Linked DNA regions of Homo sapiens: all the other regions are linked to region 3. A link is a loop called in an ENCODE intact Hi-C map of the cell type or tissue named here. Cell type or tissue: MCF 10A. All regions are shown on one strand. Links, peaks and the distances in the headings refer to the core of each region. The heading gives the core; the rest is flanking DNA.

Evidence for each region. Hi-C counts contacts between places; a loop is a spot of excess contacts. Peaks named below come from ENCODE experiments on the same cell type or tissue, not always from the same donor. Only the 100,000 strongest peaks of a DNase experiment are listed, where the experiment ranks them.
Region 1: it touches region 3 in a loop (16-fold over the local background); 13 of 110 quality-filtered maps call a loop at or near these places.
Region 2: a loop joins it to region 3, with 12 times the contacts of the local background. A loop is called at or near these places in 5 of 110 quality-filtered maps.

Annotation. Positions count from the first base shown.
Region 1 is chr6:61,805,752-61,813,640 of GRCh38, forward strand. The region is part of intron 6 of KHDRBS2 (KH RNA binding domain containing, signal transduction associated 2); the gene reads right to left. Among named protein-coding and RNA genes, the nearest start is that of KHDRBS2, 480 kb to the right of the region's middle. In MCF 10A, for the core only: a CTCF peak has its summit at 3,497 (motif pointing right); no DNase peak of the experiment used is centred there.
Region 2 is chr6:61,883,359-61,891,247 of GRCh38, forward strand. All of the region lies in intron 6 of KHDRBS2 (KH RNA binding domain containing, signal transduction associated 2), which reads right to left. Among named protein-coding and RNA genes, the nearest start is that of KHDRBS2, 400 kb to the right of the region's middle. In MCF 10A, for the core only: no CTCF peak of the experiment used is centred there; no DNase peak of the experiment used is centred there.
Region 3 is chr6:62,279,582-62,287,470 of GRCh38, forward strand. It overlaps KHDRBS2 (KH RNA binding domain containing, signal transduction associated 2), which reads right to left and starts at 6,644. Exons shown (of 9, transcript NM_152688.4): 1 at 6,277-6,644. The coding sequence starts at 6,367. RefSeq lists a silencer at 6,504-6,593. In MCF 10A, for the core only: a CTCF peak has its summit at 4,434 (motif pointing left); no DNase peak of the experiment used is centred there.

The DNA of each region.
Region 1 (7,889 bases), core at 2,379-4,878, 470 kb before region 3:
CTATCATGAGAACAACATGTGGGAACAACCTCTATGATCTAATCACCTCCTATGAGGTCCCTCGCCCAAAATGCGGGGATTACAACTCAGATTACAATTAGAGATGAGATTTGGTACGGACACAGAGCCATACCATATCAGGTAGTAAACACTATATTGCTGTTTCAGAGAGAGGAACATAGAGGCAGTATGGATAAATAATTTGTACACAGTCACACAAGTAATTAGTGGTAGAGGTGGGATATGAACCCAGGAAGATAGGCTTCAGAGTCTATGGTCTATTCACTGATGCTGTGGCAAATTTTATTTTCCAAAGATATTTACAACAATATTTCATATCCAACTCATTTTTCTTACAATGTGATCATGACACATTTCCTCAAGAAGTGTGGTCTACATTCTCCTTTTTCTTAAATATGATAAGGTCTGGGACGAAGCTGGAAATGACATTGAAAGTTTCAAGTCTAGATCATAAAAGATGATACAGCCTTCACCTGATTCTCTGTTGGGGTACTCATACTTGCAGCCTGAGCTGCCATAAAAGCAGCCTGATATCCTTGGGACCACTATGGCATGAAAAAGCCCAAAGCAGCCCATAGGAAAGGGCTACGTAGTGAGGTCCTGAGAATACATAAAAATGGAGAGATGCCCAGGAAGCTACCAGTTGCTACAGAATCCCCACTATTTCAGCACCAGTCACAATTTGACTTCAACCACGTGAAGGATTTGAATCAAAATTGCTTTGCCAAGCCATTCCCAAATGCAAATGGATGATTTGAACACCCATTATATAGGAGATAAGTGGACTTCATTTAAAATGAAGCAATATAATTACTTTTTAAAAATGTGTTTTAATTATGTTATTATATTGGTATACGGGTCTGATTTCCCAAATTTCCCAAATAGAAATATTCTTATTATGATATTATCACATTTGAATTTTAAATGTTGATGTAATCTAGTTACTAGTTTTGTTTTGCCTTCTATTATTTCAAAAAAAAGGCCTAATTTCTATAGATACTGGCTAAATTTTACAAGCTGTAACTTATTTTTCAATTTTTAATTTTTATTTTGTAATTAAATAAAAATTGTATATATTAATGATGTACAACATAAAGTTTTGATACATGTATATATACATTGTGTGGTAGCTAAATTAAGCTTATATTGTACTCACTGTCTTTAATTATGTCAAATCATTTTTTTTAGGATGAAAAGTCTACATTACCTTGAAATATCCCCTTCTTGTGATGAAACATATTTTACTTTGTGAATAAGAAGCCACAGAAGACATACAGATGGCCAATAAGCATAGGAAATAATGCTCAAGATCGCTGATCATTAGCAAAATGCAAATCAAAACCACAGTGAGATACCATCTCACCTAAGTCAGAATGGCTATTACTAAAAAGTCAAAAAATCATAGAGGCAGGTGAGGTTGTGGAGAAAGGGAATGCTTATACACTGCTGGTGGGAGTACAAATTAGTTAAGCCATCGTGGAAAGCAGTGTGGAAATTCCTCAAGGAACTTAAAGAATTACCATTTGGCCCAGCAATCCCATTATTGGGTATATACCCAAAGGAATATAAATCATTATACCATAAAGACGTATGCACAGGTATGTTCATTGTAGCACTACTCACAATAGCAAAGACATGGACTCAACCTAAATGTCCATTAATGGTGGACTGGATAAGAAAATGTGGTACATATACATCATGGAATACTATGCATCCATAAAAAGAATGAGATCATGTCCTTTGCGGCAACATAGATGGAGCTGGGCGCTATTATCCTAAGCAGAACTAATTCAGAAACAGAAATCCAAATACCACATGTGTCTCACAAGTGGGAGACAAACAACAAAATCACATGGACACTAGGAGGGGAACAACAGACACTAGGGCCTCCTTGAAGGTTGAGGGTGGGAGGAGGGAGAGGATCAGAAAAAAATTTAACTATTGGATATTATACTTATTAACTGGGTGACTAAATTATCTGTACACTAAACCCTCATGGCACACAGTTTATCTATGTAACAAAGCTGCACATGTACCCCTGAACCTAAAAGTTAAAATAAAAATAATAATAATAAAGAAATCATATGGCAGTATGTAACCTGACTCTGTTACATACTCAGTGTGTTACATACGGAGATTGTAACAATCCAGCCATAAGACTCACACTGGATAACAATATTAAATCAAGTGTCATGTTACGGAGAGATCTGAAGAACAAATTAAATACTTTTTCAGTCACTTAAAGCAACTGCTTGGATGTTCACCCAGTAAGCTCCATCTTATTGCTCAATGGGCATCTTATTTGAGAAGTAATGTTTCCACTGGCAAACCTATTTACTTATTTAAGCTTTATTTAAAATGATTTTAAATATATAAAGTCAAGTAATATGTGGGGGTGTAAGCTCAACCACTACTAGTAGTTTAAATCTATGAAACTGATTAATCTTAAATATTTGAAAGTAGAATTCATTTTCAAGGGACAATCACATTCAGTACCCAGTTCCTATGTATGTCCACTAGAGATATGTAGAAATTGATACTAATCCATTAATATGAAGTTGGAGTATTCAAATGTGCCCTAAAAGAAAACATAAAACTTATATTTTATATGTTAGGTTATAAACATGAAACTATATCCAGAATTCTAGTTCTAGTTCCATTAAATACATTTATTACTAGAAGTCAGTGTAATTACAATGAAACTGAGTTTTAGCATTAGGTTTCTGAAGAAGTATTGATCAAGGGTAAATGTGATTTCTCAGTGAGATGATCAATTTTCTCCTAAATATAACTCTAAAATGGCTACTGCCAGAGTCATATCTTTGGAGTGTGTGCTCATTAAGGATAAAACATCAAAAAATAGATAAGTGAGAAATGAATGTTTTAGGTTAGATTTGGATTACAGTCTTCATTTCTGTATTTCAATGACTGCAATTGTAACTAAATGAAAAATTGAACATTTTAGGATTTGAAATGAGATAAAAGATTACAGGAATGTAAAAAATACATCTGTATTGATATTTCATGTATCTTTACTTTTTTTTAAATTAAATTCAAATTTTCTTTTTTTCTTTCTTGATTTTTACATGAATTAAAACAAAATACAAATAATTATATAAAAGGAATAAAGGGAAGAAAAAAGTAGAATGTTAAATGAAATTCAATTAAATTTGGCATAAAATGTGTTTAGAAAATTTGTTAAACGCAATATCTATTTCTTTATTTCCATGATTGAAATAAAAATTGTCTATAATAATGATTTTCTGAATATGTATTCCTTATCTATGTTTTAGCCAGTGAACTCCACTGGGAAAAAAAAAAGAAGGTAAACTGTCATGCAATGGTATCACATCTAAGCACTAGCCTCTTTTTACTATATTTGCAGAAGTCAAATTTACTAATACCAGTCTAATGTTTTGTAGTTCCTTCCTGTAGATGGCAGCAGAGCAGGCATAAAAAATCAATAGAACAAATTGTCAGACCAGTAATGTGGCTTCTGTTGTTCTGCTTCTCATTAAAGGCAATGGCAATAGAAGAAAAGCTATTACTGCAACCAGAATTCTTAATGAGTTTTGCTACGAATTAGTTTACAGCCCAAGTACATGCTTTGACATTTGGTTAGCTAGAAACTTGGGCAACTTTTCATGCAAAAGGATATTACTGCACACAAGCCTGAAATGCTTAGCTATTGTAATATCTGAGCTGTTATCAGAACAGGTCTCTACAAAATACCTTAAGAAAAAAATTGACCTTCATACTCCTGCCTTCTTCTGAGCTGATGTCAAATCAATAAAAAAAACCTAAAGCCAATGTTTTATTGATACTTGAACTAATGTGGTTTGCAAAATCTTTTTATTAAGCTTTGCAAACCAATGTCAGGTTAAACTGCTGTGCCCAGAAAATGGCAACCTCAAAAACTTATCTGACAAATGTGATGGAGCTTCTTAGACACATTCTGATCAAGACCCTACCTGACAACCTCTTCTTTTCAATAACTTCAAGGCTATGAATAAATATTGCAGTTTTTATACTGTAGCAAGGATTTAGCTGTATAAATCATGCGGGAAATTCTGGAGCACCAGTCACTGAATATTTTTAGTTTCATCATTGTGAAGATTCATAATGTAAAGACAATTTTTGTAAAGTATAAGAGAAAAATATATCGCTTTTAGCAGTATCTCAAGAAAATTGATGTTGAAAAGAATACTACAGGAGCAAGGATTGAGAAACTGGAGGTCCCACAGGGTCTTAAATAAGGTAGACTATGACAGATAAGATCCAGAATCACTGAATTGGACACTTCTAGGAGGCAAATGGCTTTGAGGTACAGCATTCTCCATCCGTACCTTGGTTTCTCAGTGTGACTGTGATACCAGCCAGTGGGTCACCAGTGAGTGTCCTGCAATGGCCTCTGTATGGTAATATTGATCACTCCAGAATACTGAGAGCGAGGTCAGGTTACTAACTAGCCCAGCAGCCTTTAGACTATGCCCTGAAGGGACATGATCAAGTGACATTGCTGAGGTCAGGCCCGAGGTTGATGTGTGGTGTTGAGAGATGACCAATTCAATAGCAGGCCAGAATGGAGTGGCAGAGCAATCATACTTACAGGGCCTTGTTGTATGTATATAAGCCTTGGGCTTCCTACACCTCTTCTCAACTGCCTAGCCAGTGTTAATTTCTCCAGAGCAGCATTTTCCAGCCATCAGGTCACAACATACTTGTATATTCTAATAAATAATAAATGCTTTGTTATTATAATGAAGCCTACAAATTTGTAAATAATGTAAAAATTTAATAAAAATGTATATTAGAATGAAAAAAAATACTAATACTGCCATACATAAGAGACTTTGGATAGATTATCAAATATGTACTGCTTATTACACATTTAAAAAGAAAATAAAGACAGCAAAAATACTGACTTCAGGTACAAAACTCTTATAGAATATTTAGAGAGGGACTGAGAATTGAATAAAATAAGCTACATCTTTAATAAATAAGAATAGAGTAAAATAATGCACTGTGATCTAAAGATCAATGAATGAGTGGGCTCTTTTGGGGGTACAAAGGAAAGGGAGATTTAGGACTAATGTGTTTTTTAAATGCATTTTTGTTCTTACTCCCTAGTCCTATTCCTCCCCATGGAAAACCATTTTATTTTATTATTATTTTTTAAGTTAGAATTTCCATTTTTATTTTAGATTCAGGGAGGTACATACTCATGTTTGTTACAGGGGTATATTGTATGATACTGAGGCTTGGGCTTCTATTTATCCTGTCACTCAAGATAGTGAACATAGTACCCAATAACAAGTGTTTCAGCCCTTTCCCCCTCCTTCCCTTTTTTGGAGTCTCCAATGTCTATTGTTTCCATCTTTATGCCCTTATATACTCAAGATTTAGCTTTCACTTATAAGTGAGGACATGTGATATTTGGTTTCCTGTTTTTGCATTAATTTGCTTAGGATAATGACCTCCAGATGCATTTATGTTGCTGCGAAAAACATGGTCCTTTTTATGACCACATAGCATTCCATGATGTATATGTACCACATTTACTTTATCCAATCCACCACTGATGGGCACCTAGGTTTATTCCATGTCTTTGCTATTGTGAATAGTGCTGCGATGAACATCCAAGTCCATGTGTCTCTCAGGTAGAATGATTTATTTTCCTTTGGGTATATATCCAGTAATAGAATTGCTGGGCCCAATGGTACTTCTATTTTAAGTTCTTTGAGAAAATTCCAAACTGCTTTCCACAGTGGCTGAACTAATTTTCATTCTTACCAACAGTATATAAGTGTTCCTTTTGCTCTGCAGCTTTGCCAACATCTGTTATTTTTGACTTTCTAATAGACAGTCTGACCGTGTGAGTGAACCAACATGTTTCTTGATATCTCAGCTTCAATATCATTTGCTCAATCTTGTTCCTCTCTTCTTGATTTTTTTTATTCCCAAGATTAAACACATTTAACATTTTTATAGTTGGCTTTTACATATTACCAAATCAGATACCTAAATGTCACAAAATTCCTTCTTTTACTCCTTTGAGACTTATAGTCAGCCCACGATAAAATCTGATGTTTCTTCATGTACAATTCGGTTTACACTTATTCCAGTTCCAGTGTGATTTAATCAAAAGTTGTCTAGTTTCTAGAAGAAAATGCCTATAGCACAGACTTTATATCTTTTCCATTAAAATTATCTTCTTTAATTATTATTGTAAAAAGTTAATGAAGTTCATATCTTTATCTTATAGCATATGGAAAAGATCTTTGTATCTTTCAGGATTCTGTATACATTTTCTTTTTATTCTATGTTGATACTAGTGGGTGCCCTGCTAATTTTAAAATTTACCTTCCTTTATAACCACAGTGACTAATTTCACTTACCTTCACCATCCTTCTCTTATCTACTTCCAACCATCGAGACAAGACAGCCTTTCAGCACTCTTTAAAATAACCCATGTGATTTTGCATTCTCCAGATAATTAAACCTTGAAATGTTCATTAATAAAAAGTGTACTATACCTCTTTAACTTCCTAGTACTGTGAAGAGTGCTTGTCACATGGTAGGTGCTCAATAAATGTGTGATAAATAATAACTCCAAAGACAATGCTTATTAAATGCCAGACCTTTCATGAGGAGCTTTAAGTGAATCATCTGTTTTAATCTTTCCAACAACCCAGGAGGAAACTAAAACTTATAAATATTAAATAAGTGAACCAAAGTCAAAGGTAAGTAAAATAATTAGTATAAATGCATCGTATATTATAATGAAAAATAAGAGCCATTAATCAGCTAGTTTATAACTTTTAATGGCTAATACCTTTGAATTTCATATTAAGGAAACTGTAACATCAGAAAGATTCATAATACATTTCACATAGTCAACTTTGGCAATAAAAGGATAAAATATAAAACAAACCACTACTCTGTAAAACAGAATAAATACATATTTAATGTGGTAACATTCCTTACAAGGAAACAAAAACAAAAAATATTGATAATAAACCATAGTCTGAGAGTTGAGATATACTCATTTATATATTTTTCTAATACCTTTGGCCTCAGTACATTTTCACATTTGTACCTTGGCCTCGGCGTATTTTCACATTTATATGTATATAGTTGTCTTTTCACATGTATGTTAAGATCATGATAATTTAAGTTACTTGAAGACACTTATTATTTTATTTTGGAAGCCTCTCAAAATCTAACATAGTTTGCAACAAATAAAAAGATTTTGCTTCTACCATTATATGTAATGTGCAAAGTAAATGTGTATATGTAAATTATATGTATTATTAAAATGTAATGGAAAAGAAAATGAAAGTAACAATTTTAAGAAAATCAAATATAAGAACATATACAGGAATTAGAATGGAAAAAGTATTCTGGTATTATGAAAATGACATACAGGAGGAAAAGAAAGATGATCCAAGATGAGAAAGTTAGAGTTGGTTCAGTTAATGAGGCATAGACTACTCTGATGGAAGACCATCTTTTTTGCTGTAATGTGACAATACTGTGTTCAGAATTATTCTTGATATTATACTACTAAAGGCCATTGGAACCCAACTATATAGTTTGTTAAACTAGGTTTAATAGCATGCTACTGCAAGGAGACCACATCACCAGGGAGACCATTGAATTGGTAGGGATCAGGCAGGATTTGCAAACCTAGGAATTTCTGGAACCACATTAATCTGTGAGGAGTTACTATTGTCTGTGGTTTTGAGATGGTGTATATAGATTTAAGTAAGCTAATATTAGAAGAGTATGCGTTTAGATAGTTTTTGCATGTCATTTGCAGGATAGATAGTCATGCATGTCATTACTTGGTATAGTTCTTCTGTTTT
Region 2 (7,889 bases), core at 2,379-4,878, 400 kb before region 3:
TTATGATATAATACTTTACAGCAGCTAGAAGCCATCTCAAAATGGCACAGGGAGAAACCTATTTTCATCCTTGTAAGTGTTACAAAAGACATTAGTCATCATGTTAATTATAAAGTACAGGTTTGGATATAATTCTGAGTATTGTAGCCAATAGAAGAATCTGCATCTTTTCTAAAATGACTTAAAATTTAAATAACACTAGAAGAAGGATGGCTTATTCAAACTTCAACTGCAGAGAAGAATATACACAATTTTAAAAGGTGACATCTTACATAACTATGGGAAATAAATGTAATATTTTAACAGTATTTACATACCGCTACCTTTTTCCATTCTATGAATAGTTGAACCATAATAGTATTATGTCCGTCCTATAGTTTCACAATACATTTCATTAACCTTGCATGTTTTAGTTATTTTAAATATTAGTTACATTTCAAGAAACAAAACTCTGCAATGCATCCTGGTAAATTAGTCTCTAAAAAATGGGGACTAGAGCATGAAACTCAAACAAGAATGTTTAATGGAATACAAATATCCAGTCTAAAAACTCTAACAAAATCTGCTTTCTTTGGGTAAAGGCTCTTGGCTATTACACAAAAAGCCACACGTGGCTCCCCTCAAAATGCCTTACAGATCAGGCTCATAATCTTTCCTTGCACAAAAATGGCACAAGAATTGATTTCAATTATCATTTAATACCTATTTCCCTCTCCTGTCAAAAAATGTTCCATACACATGAAACTGAGGGTTGGCAGCCTGAACTCATTTATGGAACTTTTAAGGACTATTGATTTACCAGTGAATTTTCTAGTTCTCTCATTGTTACTGGAAGGATGCCTCAGAGTCTGAATTAGATGATAGGATAGGCTGGAATGCCGATAGGCTTACTTAAGGCTGATGAAAAGAGAAACTTCTCAAAAATTTGTCAAAATGCTTTTTATACATTAGGTTAGCATGATTGATTATGGAGTCAAAATTTCTCATGTCGTGCTGAACTGAATTTTAATTATATCTCTTCTTGCTTTGTTGTGTCCCGATACACCTCCTTGATGTCTGGGTGTTAACCCTTAGAGAAAATATGAAGTAATTTAAAAATAAATTAAACGTATGTCTTTAGAAACTGGAAACTGTTTTGTCTACCTGAAGTGTCTTTGTTTTTCTTTTTTATCTGCTTTTTTAAAAAGCTACACCAACATATGAGTTACAAGAGAGTGCTTACATAAGCAGATTTTTATGTTGTCAGCGTGTCTCCACAGGGTGAAATGTTCTGACAGACACTTCCAGAAGCTGTGTGCCTTTACCTGCACATAACAGTAACCTTTGTTACTGTTACACTATGTAACCTTTGTTAAAAGGACCGCATTTCCACAAGGAAATTAACAACACTAACTTGGTTCTAGCTAAGCACAGAACAGACTTTTAGTACCAGCAAGAAACTAAGGTTACACAGTCAGTTTTTTCTTTAAACAATCTCTCCCTGCTCTGTCCCCCCATAGAGATGTGTATTTTCCTATAAATGTTGCCATTATTTTCCTCTTCAGGGTGGGATGCAAAGTTTGTGGGGCCTCAAAATTATATAATTTTGCATTCCTTCTTTAAGAAAAAGATTTAAAAAATTATGTATCCATAGTTGGCAGGAAAGTGAATATTTATTTTGAATGAGAAAAGCAATAACAAACAACTGTAAATTTTCTAAACCTGAAAACACTATTAACATCACAAAATCTAGAAAACAATATAGAATTTCTGTTTTATTAGTCAACAAATCCCTATGCTTTTTGGAGGTCTACGTTTTGATCATCTTCTAATATGACAATGATTTTGATAATATTTTCTATAGACAGGAAACAAAATTAAGGATTTTTCTGTAGCTGGTTGATAGAAAAAAAAAAGAGTTGTTATGGATAGTTTTAAAAAGCGCATTTCTGTTTCACAACTCATTGATGGTTATGTTATAGCCATTGGCATTGTTCTGATATTTGGGGAAACTTCCGTCAAGTCTCTTTCATAGCTGAGCTGAATGATATGAAAGAGTTTTCCACAGAGCATATTCTGGCCCAATACAATTCAAATCTTATTTCTCCTCCACTAACCACATCCTTCCCGTATCAGTGTTGTAGTTCACAATGGAATAGCAGTAAAACCTCTATCTGTGAATACTTGTGTCACAACACTATGTGAGATGGTAGGAGTATTCCTGGAAATATTTATACAACAGAACAGTAGCAATATCTAAATAATGCAAACAAAATATTCCTCTAAACCCAAACTAAATGAATTTCTAACTAACTATTCTTCACAGATAGTCATGCCCACTCTACCACCATTTGACACAAAGGGCAGTGTGACAGGTGAGGATGTCACCTGGGGATTGCAGATAAAATACCTTACTTTTGCAACAAAGAGAGATGACCATGTAAACACATTTATAATCCCCTCCCACAGCCATGGAGGGAGCTTCTTTAGCATCAAAGTCACTCCTTCACTGTCCACCCCTCCCCACTATGGCCTTCCTTCCTGTGCCTCTTCCTTTACCCATTCCTGTGTACAAACATAACTTTGAGTGAGGCCTGCTTGCTTTTTCTTACTCCTCCCAAATGCATTTGCCATCAAACCCTATTGTTTTTACCTTCAGCTTTACCTTTGGCCTGAATACCTCCAATACCATCCCTGTTGTCATAGCTAGGGCCACATCTCAGTCAGTCTCACTATTGTTAATTCCCTAAATCTTCTTCCTTCATCCTCTTCTTTAATCCACCCTAGACAACTGAGAATTATAAAATTCCCCAAAACCTCAGGTTGCCTTCTGCTGTGAAATCTTCAGGTGGCATTTTATTATAAGTGAAGTTACAACCTCAGCCTTGAGGGTATACGTAACTCTTCTCTACTTTTCTCTCCATTATTTCCCTGCTATCTTAAACTATATTTCACCAAATTGTTCTTCCAGATTCTTTAGACTTGCTTTGAAAGTTTCCTTTTCTTGTCTTTGCTTTTACCATCCCTTCTGCATGGAGTTTTCTCCCTCTTCTCTCTGCTTCTAAATGTTATAACTATTATCCTGGTCTCCTTGCAGTCGTTTTTCTTACCCTCTTAGAGGTTTTCTAAAACAGCCATATAGCCATCTGTGATAATTCCCTTTCCTGGAGCATGCATAGTTTCTATTTGGTACTTATTATATGCTGTGTTCTACTGTCATTATATATATGTTTATATATGTGTTCGTGTGCATATGTATAACCTTTTCCCCCAAATATCATAAGTAGGTTCAATTCAAAGCACTTTACTTAGAACTGAAAAGATAAAGCAAATTTAAGAAACACTGCCTTTAGGATGTATAAAATCTTGTAAGTGAGATAACAGCAAATGACTTCTAATAGAGGGTAGAGTAAGATAAGAGCCCTATATAGCAAATACATATATGTTAATTGTTGGACTAATGCTATCTCTCCCACTAGATGGCATCCTTTTTAGAGTAGAGATAGTTTCTCTTTAACTACAGTTTTTATATTTCCAGCACTTAGTTTCTGGAGGTATTGAGTTCTCTGTAGTTGGAGGTCTTCATGCAGGTATAAATACTGGGAGATGTCCTAAGTATTGCTGAGGGGACTAAAACACTGGCTAGTGGTCTAGATGGGAGTATGAAGTACAAATGATCTGTGTGAAACTGTGTGAGTTCTTTGTGAGATAAGTACTCTACAGGATACCTTATGGTTCTTTACCGAGAGGAAACACAATGTATCAGATAGAGAATTTGTAGAGACAGAAAAGTGGATGCAATTCTCAGTTTCAAGCTTCAGTTTCTTTACCTACTAAAATAGTAAAATCTAAAACTAGTTGATAGTATTATCCTGAGATTAAGTGAGTTAATACACAGTGACTGGAACCTAGGAGGTATTCAAAAGTGTTAGTTTTAATTTATTCTCTTTTAACATATTATCCACTGGTAGAGCTGATAATGCTTAATATTTTGTCCTATGGGAGTTTTTGTTGAAATATTATTTTTGATTTTCCAAATCTACTTCAATCATGAAGATGGATCTGTAAAATGTAAATTTACTCGTCTTAGCAGAAGGTCAATGAAAAAAAGCTTTAAAATATTTAAAGTCTGGGTTACGATGTGTAACAAACTAAAATTCAAAATTTTTTAAGACTCAGCTAACACTAATGATGGGTTTAAACAGCATTCTCAATTACAGTAAGCTGTTTCTTGTCAGGCCAGCTGCAAGGAGTGGATTTGATTACTTAAATACATTCCATGTGGTCAGAAATTTAATGCTGAGGCTCAGCAGGGGAGAAAGAAGTCTGAAGAGTGAATTGACTCATAGAGGGATTTATAATAAAAGGAAGCTTTACTAAGAAATTTTATCTGAAAGTTAAGAACTCCTTTGAGATTTTCACCATCAACTCAACATGGTGCTATTATTTTGTTATTGAAACACTTAAACTTTTGTTTTTCTTACCCCTTGCAGAGGAATCAATAGTCTAAAATTAGAGCAGAGAGTAGCAGCTCTTGAGTGCTAATCTGGGTTGGGCACTAAGGATTTCAAAGATTGCAGCCAGCAGCCTATCAGTCACGTATTAAACCTTACTCATTAAATTGTTTTTAGAAACAAAAATAATGAAAATATAATACAAGACAGGTTTTCATAAAATATGCTATTAACAGTTTTTCAAAAATATATCTATATACTTTTTACTATTATCAATAGTATGTTCTCCTAGATACGTTTTGGGATGTCTGCCAAGCTCATAATACATTTTCCTCTCTAAAAATTAGTGTCTCCCCATATTGTCCTTGGGGCTGGGTCCCCAATAACTATGTTTATATTGTGCAAACTTCTCCCCTCCTCTACCTTTGCCATTGGTGGCTGATGAGTGGTAGATCCCAGACCTAATTTCAGTTGACTTCTTCCCTATGGTTAGAGGTGACCGATTAGTGCTAGACACCTGACAACCCTGGCTGAATGCCATTTTCCCACCTGGGGATATGGCACAGAACTGAGAGGCTAGTATCTGTTGGTGACTAGAGCTGAACATAAAAACATGGCAGCCCTGGGTGGAGGTATTGTACTATATGTAAGTCACATTTTCAGAGAAGCCAAAAAAATATCCAGTATGTAGATAAAACGGAAAGGAAACACATATGCAGAGAAAACAGAGATGAGATAGGAAGAGAGATTCCTTATAGTTTTCTAATTCCTTTTTTTTTTTTTTTTTTTGAGACGAGTCTCTCTCTGTCACCCAGGCTGGAGTGCAGTGGCGCGATCTCGGTTCCCTGCAAGCTCCGCCTCCCGGGTTCAAGTGATTCTCCTGCCTCAGCCTCCCGAGTAGCTGGAACTACAGGCGCCCGCCACCATGCCCAGCTAACTTTTCGCATTTTTAGTAGAGATGGGGTTTCACCGTGTTAACCAGGATGGTCTCAATCTCCTGACTTCGTGATCCACCCACCCCGGCCTCCCAAAGTTCTGGGATTGCAGGCATGAGCCACCGGGCCCGGCTGGTACAGACCTTTCTTAAGCCCAGATAGCATTCCTGGCATTCCTATGGCAGGATTTTATGAACCTATATTCATATGACACTTCCCCCAGAGCCAGCTTTTTAAAAATTTTACTAAATGAAGTTCAAAGTGCTTCTGCTTTTTGCAATCAATAATGCCTAAGTAACTCACAAAAAATAGATTATTAATATCTATGACTTCAAAGGGTCCATAACTTATCACAAGCAAAAATTAAGGAATATTATATATGATAAAATTTTATGTAATAGTTACCTTTTATTAACAACAATATTCTAGGTATTTATGCATGCTTATAAGTGCTTATGAATATTTATTTTTAATCTTCAATAGAGTCTTGAGAGGCTGAAACGATTATTCCCATTATATAGAAGAGATCCAAACCTCAAAGTGTTTGTAAAATTACACAGGTAGTGTCACAGTTAGAATTCAGACCTTGAGGTGCTGCTGTCTGTTTTGAAGTGCCACATCCTGTCCACCCAGTGACACTCAGGAATCTCAAACTGAACCTTCAACTTCCCTCGTGATATATTCATTTCAACAAACAGTGTCTCAATTTAACCCAGTCGTTCAGTCTAATCACCTTTACTTCATAAACACATTCCTTTACTCCTCTCTCTTTCACACATCCACGTATTTTCCATCATCAAATCTTAACAGATGATTTTTGCAGTACACTTAGAATTGAACCTCCTCTCATCCCCTCCATCATCCTGTCATGGGGTGGGTGGGGGGGCAATGCAACCAGTTAACAGTCTCCTTGTTTCCACTTTTGTGCCTACCTCCACCCGCATGTTCTATTATCCATGATGTAGGCAGATTAAACCTTTCAAAACATAAATCTAATCATGCCACTTTCCTCCTCTGCACGCTCCAACAGCACCATGAATTGGCCTGTCCACTGCCCCAATGTTATTTGCTACCTCTCCCTCACACATTCTGCTCCAGCTTTAATGTCCTCCTTGCTGATCCCCAAATATTTCAAACAGGTTCCACTTCAGGGCATTTATGCTTGCAGTTTCCTCTACCAGGGATATTGTTTACAGAAGCAGCCAATTGGCCAAGACCCTCAATTCATTTAAGCATTTGCTCAAACGTCTCCACTTCAGAGAGACCTTCCCTAACTGCCCATTTTCTGGAAGTGGACTCTCCTCACCTCTCTCCGGAGCACTTATCTCTACCTCATTAATTTTTATTCATTTGTTTACATATGTTTATTTTCTGTCTCTTCCCACTAAAATATAAGCTTTATGAAAGCAGACATTTGGTTTGATTTGTTCACAGATATGTCTCCAGGACCTTCAGAACACACCTAAAATAAGATGGAGGCTCAGTGAGTGACTGATTGAATAAATAAAAGCAAGTGGGTACTTTAAAATCTAAATAATAATTTCAGATTACCTAATATTTAATATTTTACTATTTTCTGTTATCTTTTCTAAGGAACATACTCACCTCTTAAATTTTCCCATTTAGAATATAACCCTTTTCACCCACATTTCCATAAACTCTTTATGCTTTTGTTGATTACTCTTGACTCATATTCTACTGATGTATTCACTATAAATTGGAACACACGAGAGGCTACAATTGTTTTGCCAGTCTTCTCTTTCACAGTCCCAAACATGCTGAGTAAATTCTTCTATTAATAACAATGCTAACTACTATTACCTGAAAAGTTTTTCTCTCTTCTTAATTTTTAAAAACTGATCTGTTTAAGCCTCTATTTGGAGGACAAAAACACCATAGTGACAACGTACATAAAGATTGTTGAGCTACACAGTTCCCCAAAGATAAAAAGTGATCCTACCACCCTTGTTGTGGATTTTTAATTCATTTAAACAAGTCCTTATTTTTCACATACTATGTCTCTGGCAAGAAATGGCAGAACCAGGGCTAGTCCCTGAGTTTTTTTTGAACCTTGTGGGTTTGTTTGCAGAGTAGAATATGATTTCTGTTTCTGGTTTTGCAATTTTAAGATTGTCTAAGGTTTTAAATATTGATAGTTGATGTAGTGAAGATACTTAGATGAACACATTTCACCTGTTCAAGTAGAAGTGGATTTTTACACTTAGTAACATTATTCCTAAAAGGAATACATGCTAAAAATTAATATACTCTTAGGATTAGCTATAAACTATGTTTACTTTATTTTATAGTTAAATTTTGATTATTAACCAGTCCATATGTTTTGAGTGCCCAGTATGTGACAGTAACTATATTTGAAGAGTTTACATTTAAATGAGCAATAATTTACATAAGACATTGAAGAGGACAGCATGTTTATGGATAGTTGAATGAAACAAATACCTAGATCAGGAGATGGACATGCTGGAGAGGTTAAAGGCAAAATAAATCATTTTCATAGTAC
Region 3 (7,889 bases), core at 3,402-5,901:
TGTAGTAGTGGTGGATAGGTTGAAAATAAAACCAGAAGTGCACTTAATTTATAATGAATTAGATGAGAAGCCATTATGAAAGGCTTACTAGAAGAAGGAATAGCAGTACTCAGTTTTATTGGATGAAGATAAATTATAATCATGGAGAGAAGCTAGAAAGGGCATTCTAAAGTGAGGTCTTAGCATGTGCAACACCTTAGAGATAGGAGAGGACAGAGAGAAGAGCAAGTGTTATTCACATGCGGAAGAGGTAGCAGAGGGGCCAACAGGGGGCTGGTTCTCAAATCTGATGGAGAAAAGCCTGTTTGGCCTCTACCTGGCACCATCACATACCAGGCACTGTGAAAAGTGCTGCTAATATAGTGATGAAAAAGACTTGGTTCTGCTCCTCAAGAGGAGACAGAGAGGAGCTGTTTCTCTAGTGAGAGAGACAGGCACAACCTGATCATTCTAAAATAACAGTTTGAATAGTGATCTAGAGGCGTTCGTTATGGGAATGAGGGGAAAATATCTAGCTTTCTGTGAATAGGTATGGGAATGTCAAGGGAGTGTAGAGAGTGAATTATAAGCAGTTTGGTATACCTGAGAGAAATTAAGCAGAAAGGCTGAAGAGATGCTTCTGGAGAGGTAAGCATATTATAAGAACGTCAAGGGGTATGGACTACGCCTTGCAGGCAATGGAAATTATTAAGAAGTGTGACATGGTGAGACTTTAAATGAATTACTGTGACAGCATTGTGTGTGTTGGTGTGGGAAGGAGGGAAATGAAGGATGATGAGGGCAAGAAACGGTCAAAAAAGGAAGTAAAACCAGTAGAATATAGTGCCCAGAAGACAAGGAAGATGGAAAGAAATCAGAAGAAGGTCAACAGTGGAAAGTGCAGCCAAGAGACTTGATAAGGGGTCAGAAAAAATTTACTCAATTTGGCAATATGAGATTATTCTGTCACTAGGGTCATCAGTTTCAGGACAGTGATGAAGACAGAAGCCAAACCGAATAATTCTAAAAAGGTAAATTAAGAAAGTGAGGCAGCTAGTATATACTAGTATTATCAGAAGTTTGAAGGAAACAAGGAAGGACAAATGTCAAGAGAGATTATTTTCCAATATTTGTGGCAAGTGAAAGAAGTATTCTATTTCTTCAAATTATTCACATTGAATCATGTTGACAGCTGCTATAAAGAAAGAGTCGATCGGGAGAAAGAGTAGGAGATACAAATAAAGGATTTAACTACAGAATGAGTCCAGAGATGAAGAGCATTTGGGTCAAGGATATGGATGGCAAGTCAACCCTGAAGAAAAGAAACATTTGGTCTTCTGGGAATGAAAGACAATGACGATGGCTATGGAAGTTTTTAGGTGGTAGGAGGTTGAGGAATAGCAGAAGAGAGATATCCATTTCCTCCAATAAAACAGATGATGAAATCACCTGCTGAGAGTGAAGAACATGTGGGTTTAAGATGAAGCCTGAATAGGTCTGAAATTACTCTTGAAATAAATAGGACCAGGGCTAATCAAGCCCATGGTTAAAGACTGACAAGTGATCATTTACTAAACATGATATTTTTAAAACCCTCAATCTAATCCTTTTTCATAAGGTAATTTATTTCATAATTTGCTTTATGAGTTCAAATGTAACTCAGCAGTAATCTAAAGTAAGGCAGTGTTTATTTTACTTATTTTCTCAAATTGAGGTGCATCATCATGTTATGTTTGTTTAATTTCTGCTTATATTTTTGTTATACACATAAAAATTATTGGCCGGGCACAGTGGTTCATGCCTGTAATCCTAGCACTTTGGGAGGATGAGGCAGGTCAATCACAAAATTCGGAGTTTGAGACCAGCCTGGCCAACATGGTGAAATCCAGTCTCTACTAAAAATACAAAAATTAGCCGGGTGTGGTGGCACGCACCTGTAATCCCAGCTACTTGGGAGGCTGAGGCAGGAGAATTGCTTGAACCCAGGAGGCAGAGGTTGCAGTGAGCCAAAATCGCACCACTTCACTCTAACCTGGGCAACAGCGCAAGGCTCTGTCTCAAAAATAAAATAAAATAAATTTTTAAAATACGGCTTATGTTATCACAAGCATCACAAGCAGAAGTTGTTTTTTGTTTGTTTGTTTTTGTTTTTGTTTTTTCATCTTAAAAGAACCCTGCCTGGTAGGTATCACTTTTCCTGTTATATAGATGAAGAAACTGAGTATCAGAGAGGTGGAAAAAAAATGACACATCCTTTATTTCCCAGTAGGTAGAAGTGTCAATAATCACTCCCAAGTGTTTTTCTTGTCAAAGTAGAAATTTTCCACTATATCATAAATTGTCTTAATTGAAGATCAAAGATAACTTGAATTTAATTTTTTGCCCATGTTTGTTTTGTATTTAAGAAACATAAGATTATCCCAAGTCTATTGGGAGAAAAAGGTGATTACGTTAATCAAAAGAAAAGTCACTTTAAAGAGTCACAGGAACACTATTTTTTAACCAGAAGCTGTTTTAGACATGACACTAATAACTTTCCTTAATTAAAAAACTTATCAAGCTTTATGAAAAATATTTAAGAAACACGATCTAACTAAAAAATGGTTCTTATTGATAATCTAAATGTAGTTAACTCACAAGTTTGCATGTGTGGTAAGTATTAATCCCTCTTTTCTTAATATTTTTAAGATCTCATTTATATCTGCAGAAATAAAGGCCAAGTCTAGATGGCAGGTCAAACTTTTTACTAAAGTTTGAAAATAGCGCCTACAGTTTTTTGAAAACCATTCGAACTGCTGGAATATTTGGCAATATTTGACATCGTCATATAATGAGTCAACCAAAATGGTTATGATTATTTCAGTGCTTGCAAAGATTTCAGGCTAGAAAATCTTCCCCAAACCTCTCTTAATTGGACAAAAATTTATAATGCTCCTAGGAGTATGGAATCACCATAACTGAATATATAAATCTGAACAGATCTATGTCTGTCAGCAGACACAGAATATTTCCAGATAATATTTTCATGTATATACATTTTTGGCCTCAAACATTAATAGTAGTTCAATAGACTTAAGAACATAAATCTGTCCCCAGTACCCAAAATAAAGTATATGCCTCAAATTACATTTTAGTGCCATAAATATATTATTAATCATTAAACTAGGAAAGAATGAAAAAAGTTTCAAAAATGTGCAGCCATTGAATTTTTGTTCCGAATATACAAACATCACTTCGTTGTATCATCAGTAGCCTGAGACTTAATTAGAATTGCAAAAAAACATATACATCACTTAGTCCAACTCCTTAATTTGAGAGACAAGGAAACTGGGCCCAGGGAAAGAAAGCTTACCCAGATTCAGTTGAGGTTAAAGTGGAATTCAAATCTAGGTATCTAGATTCACAGTTTAATGCACTTCCCAGAAGCAGAAAAGATATAAATAAACTTATGTAATTTCATCTGGCAACCAAATTCAGACACTGAGTAGAACTTTAAGGATAGTCCTGAGTTTGCTGTTTTATCATATTCAAAAGCACCTACCATAACAAGTGGATAACTAAACAACATTATAATCGCAGGATGAACATTATTTTAATTATTTAAGCATATTATAAACAAACTTCAAACTACATTATTCAAGAACTCTTCTGAGTAACAATCAACTGAAATCATTCTCATTGAAAACACACAGCACAAACAAGTGAAATAAAACAAACTACAATGGACCCCCCAAAAACCCCAAATAAACATCCAACTAGTACTTTCAACCCCACAGCCTTCAATTCTACATGAAGCACTGTCAATTGAGCACTGATTTGCCTGTATCACCAATCAAAATGCAAAATAAATCATTGTGAAATCTCATTGGTTTATACTACTGCCTTTATATATATTAGCTTCCGGAAAATCATTCTGAAGAACTGAATCATCTGTATCATTTTTACTACTCACTCAGGCTTGACACTGTCTGCACAGTACTGACTGAAATGTACTTTGCACCTTCTTTCCAAATGAATATCTATGTCAGGTTTATTTACAGCCACTCCCTTCAATCAGTGCATTCTCAGGTATGAGAAATAAAATAATCTCAACCATACTCTTCTATAGAGATCTGAAACTAAGCGTGGACATCTTGGCAACTGGCCTTTGGAAAGATAATGAAAGATCTATACCATAAAATATACATTAAGATTATTGAGATTCCAAGAACAATCATCTTACACTCTTTAATTAGCACATGTAAAGAGCCCCAGGTACAGAGAGCTAATATAAAACCTATGCACCCTTTTGCATAACTCTTTAGGTACTCCAAGATTATTATAACCTCCTCCATTCTCTTTTCCTCATTCTGATTTCTCTGAAATTTGGGTAACCTCTTTGTTTCTTACTTAGATGTTTTTCTCTATTTAGGAGCTTTTCCTTCTAATTCTTTACAAAAGCAGGGCATGCTTCCCCCTGCTGGGAAAAAATCAAATTACAAGGTACATCAGAACATGTTCCTAAGTATTATATCAAGAAATCAAGTTCCTAGGAAAGATAAAATGTTAAGGAACCAAGTGCATTCTCTGACTGTTTTACCAGCCACAGAAATACTTATGCACTCTGTTAAGAGTTTCTTGTATGCATTTATTTAGCTTGGCCGTCTTCAAGTACAATAACTCATATTAATGACTGATGAATTAATCTTTGAGCCACTTGTCTCAAATAGAACTCCAATTAGCGGGTCAGAGAGAATGATCAATTTGTAACTTTTTTTTCACTTTAAAGACATATTATAAGCTACATAAAGAAAATTCTGGAAAATATATTGAAGACTATTCAAAATATATTAAAGATACTGAAGACTGGTAAGACTTGCCTTTTAAATCATTTCAAACAATCTTAAACATCTATTAACACATTATTTTGCTATTATTTTTATGTAGTTGTCTTTTTTGGGAAAGTAAAAAAAGTTCGTTTTTATTGACTTTACTTTTCCACTTTAATTTATATTTTTTTTCATTCAGTAACCAAGAAAGTAGTAGGCATAATTGTATTTCACCTTCCCACTTATCTATAAAACTAGCTTTTTCCCTGAAAACAGTTTAGTTATTTCACATGTTCCATGTTTTGAATATAAATCTTTTCCTAATTGTTTAGTATTTAAACATAGAAAAATACCTTACACTTCATTGTTAATATAAATAACAATTCATAAATTAAAAAATATAGCTAATGCCTATTTAAATCATATATTGAGGAGCAGAATTTATTCTTCCTTGGTACAACTAAGTCTCAAAAAAATCTTTTAATACTGAGGAGCTTGGGTAGAGGAAGTTATCCGTTTTAGTTTTTTGCTGTATGTAAGTCCATAACAAACTTAGCTACAAAACTGCATTGTAACCAATTTGATGATGAAGCAATTCATTATTAATGAAGCATTCATCTAAAAAAAATCTGCAGATGTTTTAAAAAGGCATGGGTAAGTAACTACAGATACCATAGGTGTCTTTAGTATTTAGATGGCATTATTATAACATAAATGGAGTAATTCGGTTAATAAAGTTCATGTGTCTTTTTTCAAAAAAAAACCTTTCAAAGCAATGCAAAAAACAAGACATATGTGTTCCTCTAGGAATGAAATCCCCTTTAACATTACAGGTACACAAAAGAAAATGCACACTTGGTAAAACAGTTGATCAATTATAGAGTGTTCCCAGGGACCAATATCTCACAGAGTACCCAATCATCACACTTCAAATAAATGTATAAGCACTTTAGCCTTTACTTACCACATTAACATACATATAAGAACATGCATAGTTTAATGCATAGGTTAATTCTAACACTTTCCATAGGATAGACTTTGATTAAAGGGTATCAAAAATCACTTCCTAAATGCAGCAAAAAATAAAAATAAAAATACCGATCTGTAGCTACGAAGCTCTTAGAACACTACATTGATCACCATTTACTTCCAAACTGCTTTCCCTTCCCTCTGCGAAGTGAAAATGTCCCTGTAGACCGCGTTACATACACTTTATGGTTTCTCTATCAATGATCCTAACAGGTCACATCGCCACTGCCATTAGATCTCCGTAGCTTTGGTCTTCTCCAAATTAAGACGTGGAGAAGGAGCACTGCTGTCCGCCCCAAGAACGGGGTCTGTCCGCCCGAGCTCTAAGGCGAGCATCTTCAGGGGGACAGTTTCTGCGAAGGCGGGGAGAGGAGTCCCTCCCCAACTTCACTCCCCTAATCAAGCCGCGGGTGAGATAGGCAGCCGGCGGTTTGTGCCCATCTGTGGGGGCAAGTCCTACCTTCTGCCAAAAGGCGCGACGCATGCACAAAAGATGGATCCAGGCTATCTTTCTCTGCCATCAGCTCAGGCAAATATTTCTCCTCTTCCATAGCGCGGACTTCGGATTGTCCCCGGGCGAAGCGCGAGGTTCCGCTCGCTCGGACGCAGGCAGGGTCTTGGGGCAGCGCCTGGCTCCCGCGCTGCTCCTCCTCCGCGCGGCGAGGGATCTCTGTGCGTCCTCACTGGCCCATGCACCCAGCACCTGCGACTCCCGCCGTCGGGCTGCGTGGCCCCGCGCCCACACCTGCCCGTCCCTTCCGTCGTCCCTCGCTCGCGCAGAGCCCCGGCTCACACCAGCGGCCTTAACTGGAGAGGCGGGAACAGGACGCGGCCCACCTCCGCCAACCACTCATTGGTGGTGGTGCCAGGAGAGGCGGGGCGCTGGCAGAAGGCCGCGGGCTCTCATTGGGCGGTAGCGCAAGTCGGGTGGCCTGACTGGCAGGAGGCAGCTGCAGAGGGGAAGGGAGCTCGGAAGATGCAAACGCTTTCTTCTTGCGCCCAAGCCTTCCCTGGCTATTAGGCATGCCCAGTTTTGTGGAGTTCTCTGTGTCTTCAGCTAAGGCGCAGAGGAGAGAGAGCGCGGGAAAAGCGCAGGTTAAAGAGAGAGGTCTGAGTACAAGTGGACAGGGGAGATGGAGATGAGAAGTGAGCCACCCGAGAGGGTGGAAAAGCGCCAGGGAAAGTCTCAGGAAGGTAGATGGGACTTCACCTGCGTCCCTAAGGCACAGGTGTCTCCTTTCCCTCACACAGCTCAGGCGCACTCCAGTTGTGCAGGAATCAGCAGCGCACTGGGTCTGGAAATACAATGAAGACTGCATGTGATCGGCAGCTGGTATTTCCGATGACCTACATCTCAGGGACGCAGTAGGATGTTCATTGATAAACAAATAAAGCGGCTCGAAGAAATATTGTGCAGAGACATGATTGAGGTGTACAATCATTAGGATATTGAATTAGTTCTGGTAACCTATCCGTGCCTCCTTTCCCCAGACCCTATCTGTGGAAGGGAGGTTGGGAGGGGCTGAATTTAAAAACCAAAAACAATATGATTCATTAGTCACAGTTTGTGAAAGAATTGGGAAGACATGTAGAAGAAAGAAGAGACTAGAAAATAGGTAACCACGTTTGCTCTAATTTTCCCCTTTCTCCTAGTTTTAGATGTGCCAGTCTCTTTCACCAGGTACTGTTGCTGAGCTACTTTGTATTATCCCACCTCTATTTAAAGGAAAGTTAAACCCTCATGATATCACCAAGCGTGGAGGCAAAGCCCATCCTTCTTTTACCAATGCGGCTATAAAATGTAACTTGCATGCCTCAATCGCTAGGAAACAATCTTTCCCCAAGTCTTGGGTTCTCGTTTCATAAGTAGTCATTTCCTGATTCTTCTCTCCCCCATTATTTTTGGTGTGGAAGAATGAGGGCCAACTTTGCTACAAATAAAATGTGCTGAAATTTTTCCAACTTATCTTACTGTATTTAAATATTTTCCTTTTAATTTTTAGATAAATTCGGGAGATTAACTTTTATTTGTATAATGTTTAAATAACGTAACGTGCCTCACATTGATTATTT